Regions from separate parts of the Homo sapiens genome. Here region 2 is linked to region 1. A link is a loop called in an ENCODE intact Hi-C map of the cell type or tissue named here. Cell type or tissue: mammary epithelial cell. All regions are shown on one strand. Links, peaks and the distances in the headings refer to the core of each region. The heading gives the core; the rest is flanking DNA. Region 1 overlaps LOC105377944 (a long non-coding RNA gene). Region 2 overlaps TRAF3IP2 (TRAF3 interacting protein 2).

Region 1 (8,336 bases), core at 236-8,235:
AGAACAAAGACACAACATACCAGAATCTCTGGGACACATTTAAAGCAGTGTGTAGAGGGAAGTTTACAGTATTAAATGCCCACAAGAGAAAGCAGGAAAGATCTAAAATTGACACCCTAACATCACAATTAAAAGAACTAGAGAAGCAAGAGCAAACACATTCAAAATCTAGCAGAAGGCAAGAAATGACTAAGATCAGAGCAGAACTGAAGGAGGTAGAGACACAAAAAACCCTTCAAAAAAATCAATGAACCCAGGAGCTGGTTTTTTGAAAAGATCAACAAAATTGATAGACTACCGGCAAGACTAATAAAGAAGAAAAGAGAGAAGAATCAAATAGATGCAATAAAAAATGATAAAGGAGATATCACCACCGATCCCACAGAAATACAAACTACCATCAGAGAATACTATAAACACCTCTACGCAAATAAACTAGAAAATCTAGAAGAAATGGATAAATTCCTGGACACATACACCCTCCCAAGACTAAACCAGGAAGAAGTTGAATCCCTGAATAGACCAATAACAGGCTCTGAAATTGAGGCAATAATTAATAGCCTACCAACCAAAAAAAGTCCAGGACCAGATGGATTCACAACCAAATTCTACCAGAGGTACAAAGAGGAGCTGGTACCATTCCTTCTGAAACTATTCCAATCAATAGAAAAAGAGGGAATTCTCCCTAACTCATTTTATGAGGCCAGCACCATCCTGATACCAAAGCCTGGCAGAGACACAACAAAAAAAATGATTAACATACATTCTTATTTTTGAAAAGGTCCAATTTACCATGTTTTACTTTTACGGTGAAATATTTTAAAGAAATCTCTGCCTACTCCAAGGACATGAAGATATTCCACTGTTTTTCACTAGAGGCCTATTGTTTTACCTTTTGCATTTAAGAATATGACTTAAGCTCAAATTAATTTTTGTGTATGTTGTAAAATAAGTGTGAAAAATTTTTTTTCAACATGGTATGTAAATGACTTGACACCATATATTGAAAAGACTGTTTTCCTGTTGGATTGCAGTGGTCCCTTTGTTGCAAATCAAACGACTATATATATATGTGGGTCTATTTCTGGAGTCTTTATTCTGTTCCATTGGTCTATGTGTTTATCCTTGTCTCAATAGTACTTTTTTTTTTTTTAAATGGAGTCTCGCTCTGTTGCCCAGGCTGAAGTGCAGTGGCACAATCTCAACTCACTGCAACCTTGGCCTCCTGGGTTCAAGCAATTCTCTCTGCCTCAGCCTCCCTAGTAGCTGGGATTACAGGCATGCGTCACCACACCGGGCTAATTTTTTGTATTTTTAGTAGAAACAGGGTTTCACCATGTTAGCCAGGCTGGTCTCGAACTCCTGACCTCAGGTGATCCGCCTGCCTAGACCTCTCAAAGTGCTGGGATTACAAGGCATGAGCCACCGCATCTGGCCAATAGTACTTTGTCTTACAGTTTTATCGTGAATCTTCAAATCTGGTAGTATAAGTCCTCCAAATTTGCTATTCTTCAAAATGGTTTTGGCTAAGTTTTTTTAATTTCCTTATAAAAATGTAAGAATCTCGTCAATTTTTACAAAAACTTCTGCTAAGATTTTGACTCTTTAGGTCAATTTAGAGAGGGCTGACATCTTAATAGTAGAAAGTATTACAATCCATGAAGATGGAATATCTCTTCTCAATTACATAGTTTGATAACAATAATTTGGGTAAAACTTTAGTTATTTTCAAATGGTTAAGATAGAATTCCATATGATCCAGTAGTTCTACTCCAAACACCAAAGAGAATTGAAGACATATGTCTACACTGAAACTTGTACATGAATATTCATAGCAGCATTATTCATAATAGACAAAATGTGGAAATAAATGTCCATCAACTGATGAATGGATAAATACAATATGGCATATCCATACAATGGAATATTATTAAGCAATAAAAAAGAAGTACTGATACAACATGGATAAACTTTGAAAAACACTATGCTAAGTGAAAGAAGCCAGTCACAAGTGACTACATATTGTATGATTTCATTTAAATAAAATGTCCAGAATAGGCAAATCCATAGAAACAAAATAGAGTAGTGGTTGCCTAGGACTAGGGAGAGGGGAGGAGATTGGGGCAGTAATGATAAGGGGTGTGGGGCTTCTTTTAGGGTAATGAAAATGTTTTAAAATTGATTGTGGTGATGGTTGTGCAACTCTGTGAATATACCAAAAGCCATTAAATTGTACAATTTAAGGCCAGGCACGGTGGCTCATGCCTGTAATCCCAGCACTTTGGGAGGTCGAGGTGGGTGGATCATGAGGTCAGGAGATCGAGACCATCCTGGCTAACACAGTGAAACCCTGTCTCTACTAAAAATACAAAAAATTAGCTAGGTGTGGTGGCAGGTGCCTGTAGTCCCAGCTACTCGGGAGGCTGAGGCAGGAGAATGGTGTGAACCCAGCAGGTGGAGGTTGCAGTGAGGCGAGATCGTGCCACCGCACTCCAGCCTGGGTGACAGATCGAGACTCCGTCTCAAAAAAAAATAAAATAAAATAAATTGTACAATTTAAATAAGTGAATTGTACTTGAATTCTATCTCAATAAAGCTGTTTAAAATAGTTTTAAAGTAATGTTGTCTGTAATCTATTTTTATGGAATGAATCGTGTATCTTCCCCCTGCCCCACACAAATTCATATACTGAAGCTCTAACCTCCAATACCTCAGAATGTGATTGTTATTTGGAGATAAGGCCTTTAAAGAGGTACTGTCATTAAGTTAAAACGAGGCCTTTAGGGTGAGCCTTAATCCAATCTGATAGTGTCTGCTGTTATAAGAAGAGGAGATTAGGATAGACAGACAGTGGGGATGTGTGTGATCAGAGGAAAGGCCACCTGAGGGAGGACACAGGGAGAAGGTGGCCATATTTAAGCCAGGAGGACAGGCCTTAGAAGAAACCAGACCTGCTGACACCTTGATCTTGGACTTGTAGCCTCCAGAACTGTGAGAAATTTCTGTTGTTTAAGCCACCCAGTCTGTGGTACTTTGTTATGGCAGTCCTAGCAAACTAATACATTTGTGTTGATTTTTATATTCTTCAGTGCCACATTTAGTCTAAAACTCTAAAAGCATAGCAACTTCCCACGTCTACAGAGAAGTCAGACCAGGCTGTTTTCAGCACGTGAAGAGCTGTCTTTTTTTTTTTTTTTTTTTTTTTTTTTGAGATGGAGTTTTGCTCTTGTTGCCCAGGCTGGAGTGCAATGGTGTGATTTCGGCTCACCGCAACCTCCACCTCCCAGGTTCAAGTGATTCTCCTGTCTCAGCCTCCCAAGTAGCTGGGATTACAGGTGCACGCCACCACACCTGGCTAATTTTTGTATTTTTAGTAGAGGCGGGGTTTCATCATATTGGTCAGGCTGGTCTCAAACTCCTGATGTCAGGTGATCTGCCTGCCTCGGCCTCCCAAAGTGCTGGGATTACAGACGTGAGCCACCGTACCCGGCCTAGTCATCTTTTTTGAAAACATTTTGATGGTAAGCAGCACTTTGGAATTCCTGAGGTTGTTTTTCTTTTTCTTTAAAAAATTCTAGACAAATGAGATTTTCTAAATTTGGTGGGGGTGGGGGTGATGTTAAGGATAATTACTGAAAAAATCAAAAATTTAAATAGTATTGTCAATAATTCTCAAGATAAAAATTCTCAAGCTAAATCTCATAAAGTAATTATAAAAAATCTTTGATTCTGTTTAATTAAAAAACATGTTTCTATGTATATTAATGCTTTATAGTTCAATAAAAAGTTCAAAAATAAAATGAAAATAGATAAAAATTACTGGAAGACACCATGAATCTAATTTTAGGTTGTACTTTTAAAAATTTAAATCTTTTAAGGAACTATGGTAATTGCTGTATTTTTTTTCTTTTGGAATAAAACAGTGAGAAATAAGTGAATCTCTTTAAATTCCAATTATGAATGAACACAAAGGAAGGTGTGAATGGCATATTAACAAGAGCATGTGAGGGAGTCATGACTTGGTTTTCTAACTTAGGGTAATGTGTGTTTCACAGGAAAACTGAAGAGCTGTGCTGCTGCAAAGCAGTTTTGAAATCTACTTAATAAACTCCATATTATAAATAGACATTTGATTTCTGGCGTGGCGCAGTGACCCACGCCTGTAATCCCAGCACTTTGGGAAGCTGTGGGCGAGTGGATTACTTGAGGTCAGGAGTTTGAGACCAGCCTGGCCAACATGGTGAAACCCCATCTCTACTAAAAATACAAAAATTAGCCGGGCATGGCCGGGCACGGTGGCTCACGCCTGTAATCCCAGCACTTTGGGAGGCCGAGGCGGGCGGATCACGAGGTCAGGAGATCAAGACCATCCTAGCTAACACAGTGAAACCCCGTCTCTACTGAAAATAGAAAAAAATAGCCAGGCGTGGTGGCGGGCGCCTGTAGTCCCAGCTACTCGGGAGGCTGAGGCAGGAGAATGGCGTGAACGTGGGAGGCGGAGCTTGCAGTGAGCCGAGATCGCGCCACTGCACTCCAGCCTGGGCGACAGAGCAAGAATCCGTTTCAAAAAAAAAAAAAAATTAGCCGGGCATGGTGGTGCGTGCCTGTAATCCCAGCTACTCAGGAGGCTGAGGCAGGAGAATCACTTGTACTTGGGAGGTGGAGGCTGCAGTGAGCCGAGATCACACCGCCGCACTCCAGCTTGGGTGACAGAGTGGGAAGCTGTGCCAAAAAAAAAAAAAAAAAAGAAAAGACATTTGACTTCTATTGGTTTCCTCTAAACCAAATATGAAAGTTGACTCCTAAAATTCATTTTTGGTGAGGATCATCTCAACACAACAATGAGGAAGAGTAACTCTGTATTTGGTAATTTCCCCAGTGTCACAGAAGCAGGGGTTCAAACCAACTCTTCTTTCTGGCACCAAAGCCTGTGCCCTTCACCACTACGGTAGATGAGATTGAAAGACTTGGTCGTGACTCTTCACTCCCCTTTGTCATAACATTGCAGAGCCCACCCTTCAAGTACAGGGAATATGTCCTGACCTATTGATGTGTGCTTGGCCACATTATTAGAATGGCCAATGGAATTTGAGACATCGCGATGCACTCTGAGGTCTTGAAAGTTTGAAAGGCTTAACTTAGCTCTGAGGGCTTCTGTGATAGCCATAAGACACGAATTTCCCAGGAAGCCACTGCCCCCTTCAGCCTGGGCCCAGAATAAACACTGTGAAACAGACCTGAACTTGACCTGAAGCCTGCAGCCAAGTTCTGCCGTGGGCAAATTGGAACTCTGAGCCTGGAGTCCAGTCAAGTACAGCAGGGTCCTGGTCTACCTGCAGACCCATGAGAAAAAAAAAAAAAAATCCAACTTGTCATTTTAAGCCGTTAAGTTTTGGAATAATTTCTGTAAGCCTAGCATTATTGTAGCAATAGTCAAATGATAAACCACTACTTGACATATTCAAAATATGGTCCTTGGACACTGGTATCAAAATCATCTGGAACTTATTAAAAATGAAGATTATAGGAAGATGATTACTCACTTACACTAAGGAGTTTAATGGAACAAGTCAGCAGGAGATACTAAATTTAATAATATATTAAAATTAATATGGAAGCAATTCCACTTCTAGATATTTCTCCAAGGGAAAGCCTTACAGATGTCCATAAAAAGGGCAAGGATGTAACGTTGTTTGTAACACTGAAAATCTGGAAATAACCTAAATATCCATCAACAGAAGAATGGTTAAATGATGCCATTTCCACCTTATGGCATACTAATAAATATTATTTGTTAAAAAGAAGCGAGAAAAATTCTCTGAGTCATACTGTTTGATGAAAAGTCAAGATGCAGAACAATATGTGCAGTAAGATTTCATTTATGTAAAGGAAAGGCATGTCTATGTAAATGTATTTAAAAAAAGATACAAACCAAGATACAAACCAAGTTGATAAGTGATTACCTTTGGTAAGGTATGATGTTGAGAAGTGTGTGTGGGGGGTCACTGCTTTATCTGTAGTGTTTATTGTTTTTACACTGACTAGGTTGTACACATATATTACTGTGCCATTAAGAAGAAAAATATTATGTATTTAATGTAGCTGAACTGGTGGCTCATGTCTGTAATCCCAGCACTTTGGGAGGCCAAGGTGGGAAGATTGCTTGATGAACCTGGGCTACATAGTGAGACCCTGTCTCTACAAAAAATTCAAAAATTAAAATTAGCCGGGCATGGTTGTGTGCACCTGTAGTCTTGGCTACTCGGGAGGCTGAGGTGGGAGGATCACTTGAGCCCAGGTGATTGAGGCTGCAGTGAGCTGTGATTGCACCACTGCACTCCAACTGAGGTGACAGAGCGAGACCCTGTCTCTAAAAAATTTTTAAAAAAAATTTAAATCTGGATTTTTAGGTTTCACCCCAAATCAGAAGAGTCTAGGAATCTGCATTTAACTAAATTTTCAGCCCCTGCCCTCTCAGTTGCTTGAGTCAGCAGCAAGCTCAGGAGGAAGCAGCCAGCCAGGGGAAGAGCTGGAAATGTGATGTGGCCTGGGCAAAAGGCACACTGCAGGATTTCCCCTGTGTGGGGGAGGCAGTGGAGAATTCTGCCTGAGGGTTTTCGGTTTTAAGAAAACCAAACGAGGCCAGGCACGGTGGCTCACGCCTGTAATCCCAGCACTTTGGGAGGCTGGGGCAGGCAGATCATGAGGTCAGGGGATGGAGGCCATCCTGGCTAACATGGTGAAACCCCGTCACTACTAAAAATACAAAAAGTTAGCTGGGCATGGTGGCAGATGTCTGTAGTCCCAGCTACTTGGGAGGCTGAGGCAGGAGAATCGCTTGAATCCAGGAGGCGGAGGTTGCAGTAAGCTGAGATCGCACCACTGCACTTCAGGCTGGGTGACAGAGCAAGACTCCATTCAGCGGCTGGAGAAAGTCCCTGTTAATGGCTAGGTTGCCCTCTACAGGGCATCGCCATCCCACCCTGGTCCCATCCCACCCCTGGGGGAGTTTATCTGAATCTTGGAAGGGTAAGACGAGGTACTTGAGATAGTTGCATTTATCAAAAGAGGGCATGAGAATCAAGGTGGGGCATCCTAAAGTGTGGCCAGCCCAGGGAGAGGGCACTGGACACCATTCCACGTGGAGACATTCTGACAAGGATGAGGTAGGGGACAGGAATAAAGCTAGTGGGAGTTTTCAGTATATTTTCTGAACAGCTTCATCTACAAAACCAGGGGCTTGCCCTGAAAAACAGTCCCTCATACCCTGTAAGTCTGTGATCTTCTGGGACTCTCTGCTGGAGGTCAGGCTCATCAAACCCAACAGGGTGGCACCTCCTTGAAGTGCTGGTGTGAAGGCCCAGGCCCTGCAGCCTCAAATCAAGTAGGGGAAGAGCTGAGAGCTGGGCAGACTCACCTGGTGTGACAGGAGTCAGGTCCCCAGATCCCCAGTCCAGTTTCATGGCTGTTCCCAGCTCACAAGTCCCTGTTGTATCAGCGACTTGCTTTCTCAGCAGTTGAGTCATGCCAAGTCCGCCTGACCTGCCTGGTTGGCTTCTCCAACAGCTGAAGGCCCCATGCTGAGGCTGCCCTGCTGCCCTGCCTGGAGAGGAGGATCTGCACCCGTGCCCTGGAGTGTCTGCTCACCAGCCCCCTTCTGTGTCCCTCCTTGCCAGCAGGGGCAGACTGTGAGATGGTTGACAGGGATGCCCAGAACAGAGTTGAGGGCAGGAGCCTTCCATGGCTGGGCCACTGGGGCTGTGGCAAGAGGGACTCAAAAGGAACCCTAAGTATGCCATGCAATTGTTCTGCTGCCAGAAGTTTCCAGCAGGAGGCAAATGAGAGGAGAAAAGGGCATACGGGACTGAATGCTCTATTCCCCCAAATTCATAGTTGGAATCCTAACACCCCGTGTGACGGTATTAGGAGGTGGGGCCTTTGGGAGGTGATTAGGTCATGAGAGCAGAGCCCTTGCGAATGGGAGCAGTGCCCCTATAAAAGAGACCCCAGAGAGCTCCCTCTTCCCTTCTACCAGGTGAGGACACAGAAAGAAGGCACCATCTCTGAACCAGGAAGCAGGCCCACACCAGACACCAAACCTGCTGGTGCCTTGATCTTGGACCGCCCAGCCTCCAGAGCTGTAAGAAATAAATTTCTAGCTGGGTATGATGGCTCACACCTATAATCCCAGCTAATTGTGAGGCTGAGGCAGGGGGATCACTTTAGGTCGGACCTTGAGACGAGCCTGGGCAACAGAGTGAGACCCCAACTCTCAAAAGGCAAAAACAGGCCAGGCATGGTGGCTCACACCTGTAATCCCAGCACTTTGGGAGGCC
Region 2 (8,336 bases), core at 88-8,087, 75 kb before region 1:
GTCCACATGGCATTTTTATTCTGATTTCCATACTTGAGTGCCACACACTTAACATTTTAAGGCCTCCCCATTACACATCTATTCCATTCACTCATCAGTCGTTTATTGGAGGCCTGTTAGAAGTCACATTCTATGTCAGACTTTGGGTTTTAAGGATTAGGATACCTTCCAGGGTATGCTGGAACTGGCTTGCAGCAGCTCACAAAAGCTTGTTGTGTGCATCTCTTCCTAATTCTGTGTTCAGTGACTTCACACTGATAGCTTGAAATTGGCGATGGTATTGGAGAGTATTTATACCATGGAAATAGGTAAGTGCTACAAATCAGGAGAGCCAGCTTAGCAGAACACCACAGATACAGTCCCTATCTTCACAAAGCCAGCAGTCTAGTGAGCAGGCAGAAAGGGAAATTACCAACCAGAGTGCCGGGTGAAAAGTATTAACAATTGCTCTAGAAGCCCAGAATGGGGGCCATCCATTCTACATCAGAGATTGGAAGGACAGTTACAAAAGAGGGTTCATTTGGGCACTGAAAGAAAAGATTTTGGTCAAGTAGGGAAAACAGAGGCAGAGGCAACAGCATGAGCAAATGTCTGGAGGTGTGAAAGTGTGTTGATGTGGTTGGGACCAGCTACTAATGCACTGTGACTAGAGCACAAGATGGGCTTGGCAGAGAGGGGATGTCAATTGCGAAGAGCTCCATCTGCCAGGCTTTAGGTTCCTCACACCAGTTCCAATATGCTCTGACACTGTGGTAGCCCAAGAAGATTTAGCTACCAAGAACTCTCTCAAAAATCAGAATTTTCAATAGGAGGGGAGTTAGAGTCTTCCAAATCCTGTGACCAGCACAAAGCTTTCAGTCATCTGATGAGAAGGAGACGAGGAATTATGTGTTTCCAACCATTTCATCTTCCAATTCATTTTTATAACTGAGAAGTTTTCATTGTGCATGGAAATAACAGAACAGAGAAGAAAGTGACAGTGGTGATAGCTGGTTATTGAAATCACCATAGAAACCCCTCATAAACACACACTCTCACATAGTTGCATACGCACACACACACACACACGATCACACAACACACACAAATCCTCCACAAGGTGTTTTTTCGGAACCACCTCTCTCTAAAAACCATAAGATAACACCAAGAACATATTTTAAAATGACCCAAGTACTGTGCAGCTAGAAGCACCCACCACACCAGCACCGAGTACACATGAAAGGAAGGGGATGGGGTGCATAAGTTACAAGTGAAGCACTGAGTTTTGTTTGACTTCTAGGACTCCGTATACTGTGAAGTTTGGCTTGTGCACTAGGCTGCCCAGCCTGTGGAGGGGCCAGCCAGCAGCAGTGCATTTTTATTTTCTCTCACCCTTCCAGAAACTGAGTTTCTGTAAACTAATTCACTGTATGATGCAGTTACTCATCAGTACCTCTGCACTACCTCTGTCATGGCCAAGTTCTTGTTGTTCCAGGGTTTTCTGTTGCCTAGAGGGGTGCAGGAAGTCAGCCAGGCAGTCAGGAAGGCACTTCTGTGTCTGACCTCTTCGACCCCTTCTATGATGAGTAAGGGCCCAAGACATTGTGGCCCAAGAAACCAAGTTTGGCGACAGTTTGGTTCCAGTTGGTACAGTCAGACAAGCTCTGAGGCCAAGCTGTGTATTACTGCCTGGCTACACCACACACCCACAGAGCTAGACAGGTTTCCTTAGGAACTGGCTGAGGCCTCGAGCCCTTCCCACGCACCAGCTGTCAGCTTCTGGGACTGGCAGGTTCCTAGAGATGCAGACAGGACATTGGGTGCTCTGAGGCCATGCAGACATGCATCAGACAACCAAGGGCCGGCAGCACCCCGAGCCAGCCATGACCTTTTCAGGCAGTTTACTCCCAGGAATGATACCTTTCCGGGGCACTGTACAAGGGCTGTGAGACTGGTTGAGACCAGAAGAGGAGGGAGCCTTATCTCCTGACTCCCTGGCCTCACTTTTTAACCTCATCACCTTGCCTCGGCTCTTCCTTCAGTTTGGTTGTGAGCTCACGTGAGTGGTCTGCACTTGGTGGAAAGGGAGACAGAGACCATGAAGACTCAGATGGGGAATACCCACCCTCCTACTTTCCCACGCTGCTGACCCACAGGACAGACCTGGGACCTACATCTGCTTCCCCTGAGGTAAAGCTGTGTGCCCCGAGACAGCCTGACTGTGCCCTCCCCATCTTCCCATCTTAGTGACACTCTATGCCCATTCCAGGTGCCTTCCCCCTCATGAAGTGTTAGAGCTGAAATGGAGCTTATCAGTTCTAGTCCAGTGATTTTCCAAGCCTTTTTAAATCTCAGAATCCTTGGTCAACAAACAAGCCTGAGAAGTACAGACCAGCTCTGGCTGAGGTAGGGGTGGGAGGCGCAGACCCAGCCCCTCCTCCAGCACATATGGGCACCCACTGGGAACTCCACAGGACAGCCTGAAAGTCACAAGTGTAGCACCGCCTCCTAGTCAAGCAGAAACTGTCTCACAGCGTCTCTATAATCACGGGGAGAAGGAGGATTCGTAGCCCATAAAACAGCCAGTTCCAACGCTGGGTGATTGTTTCGGTCAGAATGTTCTAGTTTTATCCCATGCTGGACAAGTTTAATATCCTAAATGTCTCCCACTTATTTGAATATAACCAGGCCCCATAGTTCCCCACCTGTCATGAGCTAAGAACACTCCCTTCCCTTGTTTGAGCATCTGATATGCACCAGATATTTTGAAAACATTATTTCATTTCATCTTCACGACAATCCTGTAAGTATTAGTGACCCATTTTGTGAATAGGGACATTGAGGCACAAAGAGTTTAAGCAGTGGGGCCACGGTCACACAGCCTGTACATGAGGAAGCCAACTTTAACCAGGCCCACATGATGCAACAGCAGGTGTCCCTTTCACTACGCCACCTGCCTTTCTGAAAAGGTAGGGCACAGAACATGATACAGCTGCAGGGGCCAGCCCTCCTCACCACCCCGTCTCCTGCCTCCTAGGACTTCATAGTTGCTGGTAAACAGCCAAGCCAGCAGAGCACGTCTTTCCAGAATCTTGGATCCTAGAGATGACAGATTGCTCTCCCCTTGCAACTGATAGGAACAACTGAGTCCCAGAGGTGCAGGGACTTGCCCACAGTCCCTAAGGTAGATGGAGCCAGAACCAACAGCTCCTCTCCTGACATGGCAAGCCTGGAGCTCTTCACCCAGCATCATGCTGCCTTCAGCTGGTCTCTGGGGAAGAATGGGACTTCCCTGGACAAGGTATCCATCCCCAGGGGACAGTGAGGTGTTGTGATCCCCTCCCCACTCACCATTCGATGAATGTACTTAGTATGTAAGCCATGCTCATCCTCGTCCAGCTGCGACTCAGCGCCTTCCACGTCCTGTTTGTATTTGGGGCTGATTGCTACGATTATCATCACGGTCTTCTGTTAATGAGAGGGAGAAAGGCATGTTTATGGAAGTGTACCAGCAGGACTGTGGGCATTCTCTGACACACGGGGTGGAGGGCCAGGCTCATTCTCCATAGAAAGAGAAGCACTGGCCCCCACTCAGGCAGACTCTTATCTCTGCTTCTCCCTTCTGTCTCCAGCCCAGCCCCACCTTGAACATGCAGAGCAAATGGCTCAGAGAGGGGCTCTCTCAAATAGATGTGCTTTTGCCTACCATTTTCCACAACCATCACTAATAAACCTCTAATGAAAGCCCGAATCACTGAGTGAGTCTGTGTCGTGGCAAAAAGGCACTGCAACACCAACAGTAAGAAGCACCCTCCCTCCCTCCAGCTGGTTCTGAGCTGCCAGTCACTGCACTCGACTGCCCTGTCTTCTGCGTGTACACATTAGCACAGTCAGTAGGAACAGACCCTTCAGCACAAAGCAAACATCAGGCTGCAGACAAAAGGAAAAGTGCAACACCCCAGCCTGCTGAGACTCCCGTCCCCCACTGGCTCCCTCCAAAAGAAGCAGCCGACACGGACACGCTGGCAGCAATCAATTTCGATCTTGTTAAAGCACAACGTGTCCCAGTGGCCGGTATAGATTCTGTCAGTGGAGAACAAATCACGGGGCTGCACGTGGGCACCTCGGGGGTGGTGTGCTGTGCAGCCTGCGAGGCTGCCTAGGAAACCTCTTCAGCCCAATTCTACAAAACACTTGGGGTGGCCTCAGATTAAATTGAATTCTGCTGCTCTCTCCCCACTCTCCGCCTTCATTTCCTTCTTTCCTATTCTCGTCAAAAGATTGTTTCCTCTGATTGTTATCAACCACCTGTGTCTGGTTTGACCGTTATTTCCTGCCTGTGCATGTCCAAGAGGGCGACTCCGTCCTTCCTTTCCAAGTCTTTGCACGGCTTCCAACAAGGGAGGCTTTGTTGGGGCTTTCTCAGCTTCAGACTTAGGTGGGTATGCCAGGGTTTCTTTAATAAAACAACTTCATAAGCTCATTGTCTTTCTCACCAGAAAACAAACTCTGGTTTTTGGAATGTACTTACATCCCTAAGGTAGCGCTCCATCCATTTAATGATATCAATGCCTCGGATTCTATCCTCAAATATGTCAATCTGCAAAAAAAAAGATGTGGGAGTTGGCCCTTAATGAGAGGTTCTCTCAAGATGCAGAGCAGAAGAAAACACAATACTATATACATTTAAAGCTCCAAAACTTAACTAATGCTTTTTGCAAGAAGGAGCACATAGGTCTAAAAAACAAAATATAATTTTCTGAAAATATTCCCTATTTCAACATTAGTAGGCATTTAAGTAGTTAATGTTATGTCCATAATTAGGATATTGTGATACACATCAAAATATATCTATGGCTACACAATAATCAGGTTTTTAAAAATCTGAGGGACACGGTATACCACTAAGTTGGATATAAGCCAGCAATATACATATATTATATATCTGTAATTTAGACATTTGAAAGGCAAACATAATTCTGGAACATTTTAATGGATGTGTGGCATACAAGTAACTGAGATACAATTGTGGTGCTTTACTTGCATTAGTGAGGTCATTATTATGGTATTATGTACAGTTTCAATCTATATGTTTCAAAAGGATTGTATGAAACTTGGAGCAGAGCCAAGGAACAGTCACAAAAACAATTACTGAAACGGTAGGGAAGAGGTTTATGATGAAAGTCAGAAGTAGAACTCTTAGGCCTTGAAAAGACTGATATTTACTATCAGCATTCAAGTTTTTGAAGGGATATTTTAAAAGGAGAAAGATCAGTTATTTTTTATTTTATAAGAAACCAAATAAGAAGGCCCTTCTTGGGCTCAGGCTTATACTGCAGAGTGTGTGTGTGTGTGTGTGTGTGTGTGTGTGTGTGTGTGTGTGTGTGTGTGTGTGTGTACGTGCACGTGTGTGTTTACGAGATGCTCTTGATGGGAAGAGGGATTATATACTGGAATGGGTGACTCAGGGAGAGTGTCCCTGGGGAGGGGTTACGTGATTCAGCTGCACTGCTCCCAGATTACTTGTCCTAAATGTCATTCCAGGCCAGGCACGATGGCTCATGCCTATAATCCCAGCACTTGGGAGGCCGTGGCAGGCAGATCACTTGAAAAGCCATCCATGATCCATCCATGATCCAGCCTCGCCATCCATGATCCAGCCTCGCCTCTCTTTTCCTCACATATCCTGTCTACTTTACTCCCCACATTGGAGTCCCCTGTACCCTAAAGGCACAGCACAAACCCCCCTGCTCTGTGAATCCTTCCCACATGCCAATCTCCTCCTCTTCCTCACTTCACCTAACTCTACCCCATTGTGACCACTAATGATACTGGACAATTAACACGTATGATAACATTCTTTTATTCAGGACATGTTTCATTTATGTCTGCTGTGTCTCTTCAACCTGATGCTAAGCCTCCTACGGAAAGAGACCATGCCCTGTGTATACCGAACTATCACATACATAGAGTACAGAGTTCAGAATATGTGTCTTTACATGAAAAATGGAATGGCTGTTATTTTGGTTTAGATGACTCCTGTTTTCAAATGTGTGATGGCCAACGACTACTCTTGAGAACGCTTTTGTAGCTTTCTGAGACTGTGTCACTAATCCATTGCTATTATATGGGAGAGAAGCAATATAGTGTCAGGGTTGAGAAGAAACGGACAGCTTGGGTTCTGTCTTGGCTTTGCCACTTCCCACCTGCATGACTTTGGAAATGTTACTAAAACTCTCTAAATCTTATCTTCACTTGTAATATGTAGTTAATAAACTGACTTCCTACGGTGGTTGTGAGAACTAAAATGAGTTAACATGGAAAAGGCCTATCATAATGCCAGGCAGGAAATAAGCACTCAGTAAATGGTGATAATTGGCCGGGCGTGGTGGCTCACGCCTGTAATCCCAGCACTTTGGGAGGCTGAGGGGGGCAGATCACTTGAGGTTAGGAGTGTGAGACCAGCCTGGCAAACATGGTGAAAACCCGTCTCTACTAAAAATACAAAAAAAAATTAGCTGAGCTTGGTGGCAGGTGCCTGTAATCCCAGTTACTCAGGAGGCTCAGGCAGGAAAATTGCTTGAGCCTGGGAGGCAGAGGTTGCAGTGAGCCGAGATCGTGCCACTGCACCCTAGCCTGGGCAACAGAGCAAGACCCCGTCTCAAAAAAAATTAAATAAATAAAAAATAGTGATTATTGTTATTATCCAAGCACTCTAAATTATTCCCAGCTACTGTAGTGGACATCCTGGGTGGTGCAATGAGCTGGATATCTTCCATTTGTTTCTCCAAGTCTCTCCCAAAGTCCATAGCTCCTGTTATGATCATTCCTCCACACAGCTACTATTATGGGCTGAATTGTGTTCCCAAAATTCCTATGTTGAAGCCCTATCTCCCTACCCTACCTCAGAATGTGACTGTATTTGGAGACAGGACCTTTAAAGAAGTAATTAGGATAAAAAGAGGTGATATGTATGGGCCCTAATCCAACAGAACTGGTGTCCATAGAAGACGAGATTAGAACACAGACGTGTCCACACAGAGGAGAGACCATGTGAGGACAGAAGGAGAAGACAGCCTCAGGATGAAATGAACCCTGCTGAAACCTTGATCTTGGACTTCCAGACTCCAGAACTGTGAGAAAATAAATTTCTACGCTTAAGCCACCCAATCGGTAGTACTTTATAGGAATCCTAGCAAACTAATATAGCCATCCTCTTCATCTTCCAGTAAGAATTCCTTCTTTGACTCTTTAGACCTAGGGGCAGTAACAACTCCCTGCTTTTGCTAGTGCCAGAATACTGCACTATCCCCAATAAAATTGGACTCTCTAAAACCTACCCAAAGCTTTGTAATAGGCCCCTTATTACACTCTCCTTAAATTACTCATTAAGTGTTTCATTCCACTAAGGGGATCTAGATGTGTCAATAATAACTTAGCTGTCCAGGACCGGGCTCTGTGATTTCTACCACAAGTCTTCATAGAGATGAGGGTCAGGGACAGATTTAAATTCTGCCTATGTGGCCCCTGGTTGTGAAGATAAACAAACAAAACCTAAGCTCTCCTCCAGGGGCAATCAGTATGTGTCTTTGGAAATGACAAAAAGTAAGATCTTTTCTGAAATGCTGGCCTTATGTCTTAGTATTTATTTATATTACAGACCTGGTCTTGTTATATTGCCCAGGCTGGCCTCCAACTCCTGGGCTCAAGTGATCCTCCCACCTCTGCCTCCCAAGTAGCTGGGACTACAGGCACGCACCACCACACCCAGTGTAATTTGATTTTATGTCACAGTTGCCACAGTGCTTTCTTTTTTTCTTTTTTTTGGAGACAGAGTCTTGCTCTGTTGCCCAGGCTGGATTGGAGTGCAGTGGTGTGATGCCGGCTTACTACAACTTCCACCTCCCAGGTTCAAGCAATTCTTGTGCCTCAGCCTCCCAAGTAGCTGGGACTACAGGCGCACACCACCATGCCAACTTTTTTTTCTTTTTTTTTTTTTTTGAGACAGAGCCTTGCTCTGTCACCCAGGCTGGAGTGCAGTGGCGAGATCTCGGCTCACTGCAACCTTCACCTCCAGGGTTCAAGCAATTCTCCTGCCTCAGCCTCCCAAGTAGCTGGGACTACAGAAATGTGCCACCACACTCGGCTAATTTTTTTGTATTTTTTGTAGAGATAGGGTTTCACTATGTTGTCCAGGCTGGTCTTGAACTCCTGACCTCAGGTGATCTGCCCGCCTCAGCCTTACAGAGTGCTGGTATTACAGGTGTGAGCCACTGCGCCTGGCCATAGTTTGTATTTTAGTCGTGATGGGGTTTCCCCATGTTGCCTAGGCTCGTCCCGAACTCCTGAGCTCAGGC

Evidence for each region. Hi-C counts contacts between places; a loop is a spot of excess contacts. Peaks named below come from ENCODE experiments on the same cell type or tissue, not always from the same donor. Only the 100,000 strongest peaks of a DNase experiment are listed, where the experiment ranks them.
Region 2: it touches region 1 in a loop (6-fold over the local background); 3 of 110 quality-filtered maps call a loop at or near these places.

Annotation. Positions count from the first base shown.
Region 1 is chr6:111,637,553-111,645,888 of GRCh38, forward strand. It overlaps LOC105377944 (a long non-coding RNA gene), which reads right to left. Exons shown (of 3, transcript XR_942874.3): 3 at 4,784-5,333. Among named protein-coding and RNA genes, the nearest start is that of TRAF3IP2, 36 kb to the left of the region's middle. RefSeq lists a silencer at 5,034-5,328. In mammary epithelial cell, for the core only: a CTCF peak has its summit at 5,199 (motif pointing left); a DNase peak (open chromatin) is centred at 5,169.
Region 2 is chr6:111,563,114-111,571,449 of GRCh38, forward strand. It overlaps TRAF3IP2 (TRAF3 interacting protein 2), which reads right to left. Exons shown (of 9, transcript NM_147686.4): 6 at 4,511-4,579; 7 at 3,331-3,447. It also overlaps TRAF3IP2-AS1. Among named protein-coding and RNA genes, the nearest start is that of TRAF3IP2, 39 kb to the right of the region's middle. RefSeq lists enhancers at 1,286-1,958, 2,123-3,322, 3,202-3,251. In mammary epithelial cell, for the core only: a CTCF peak has its summit at 2,939; DNase peaks (open chromatin) are centred at 1,508, 4,348, 5,108 and 5,458; H3K27ac peaks cover 5,789 bases.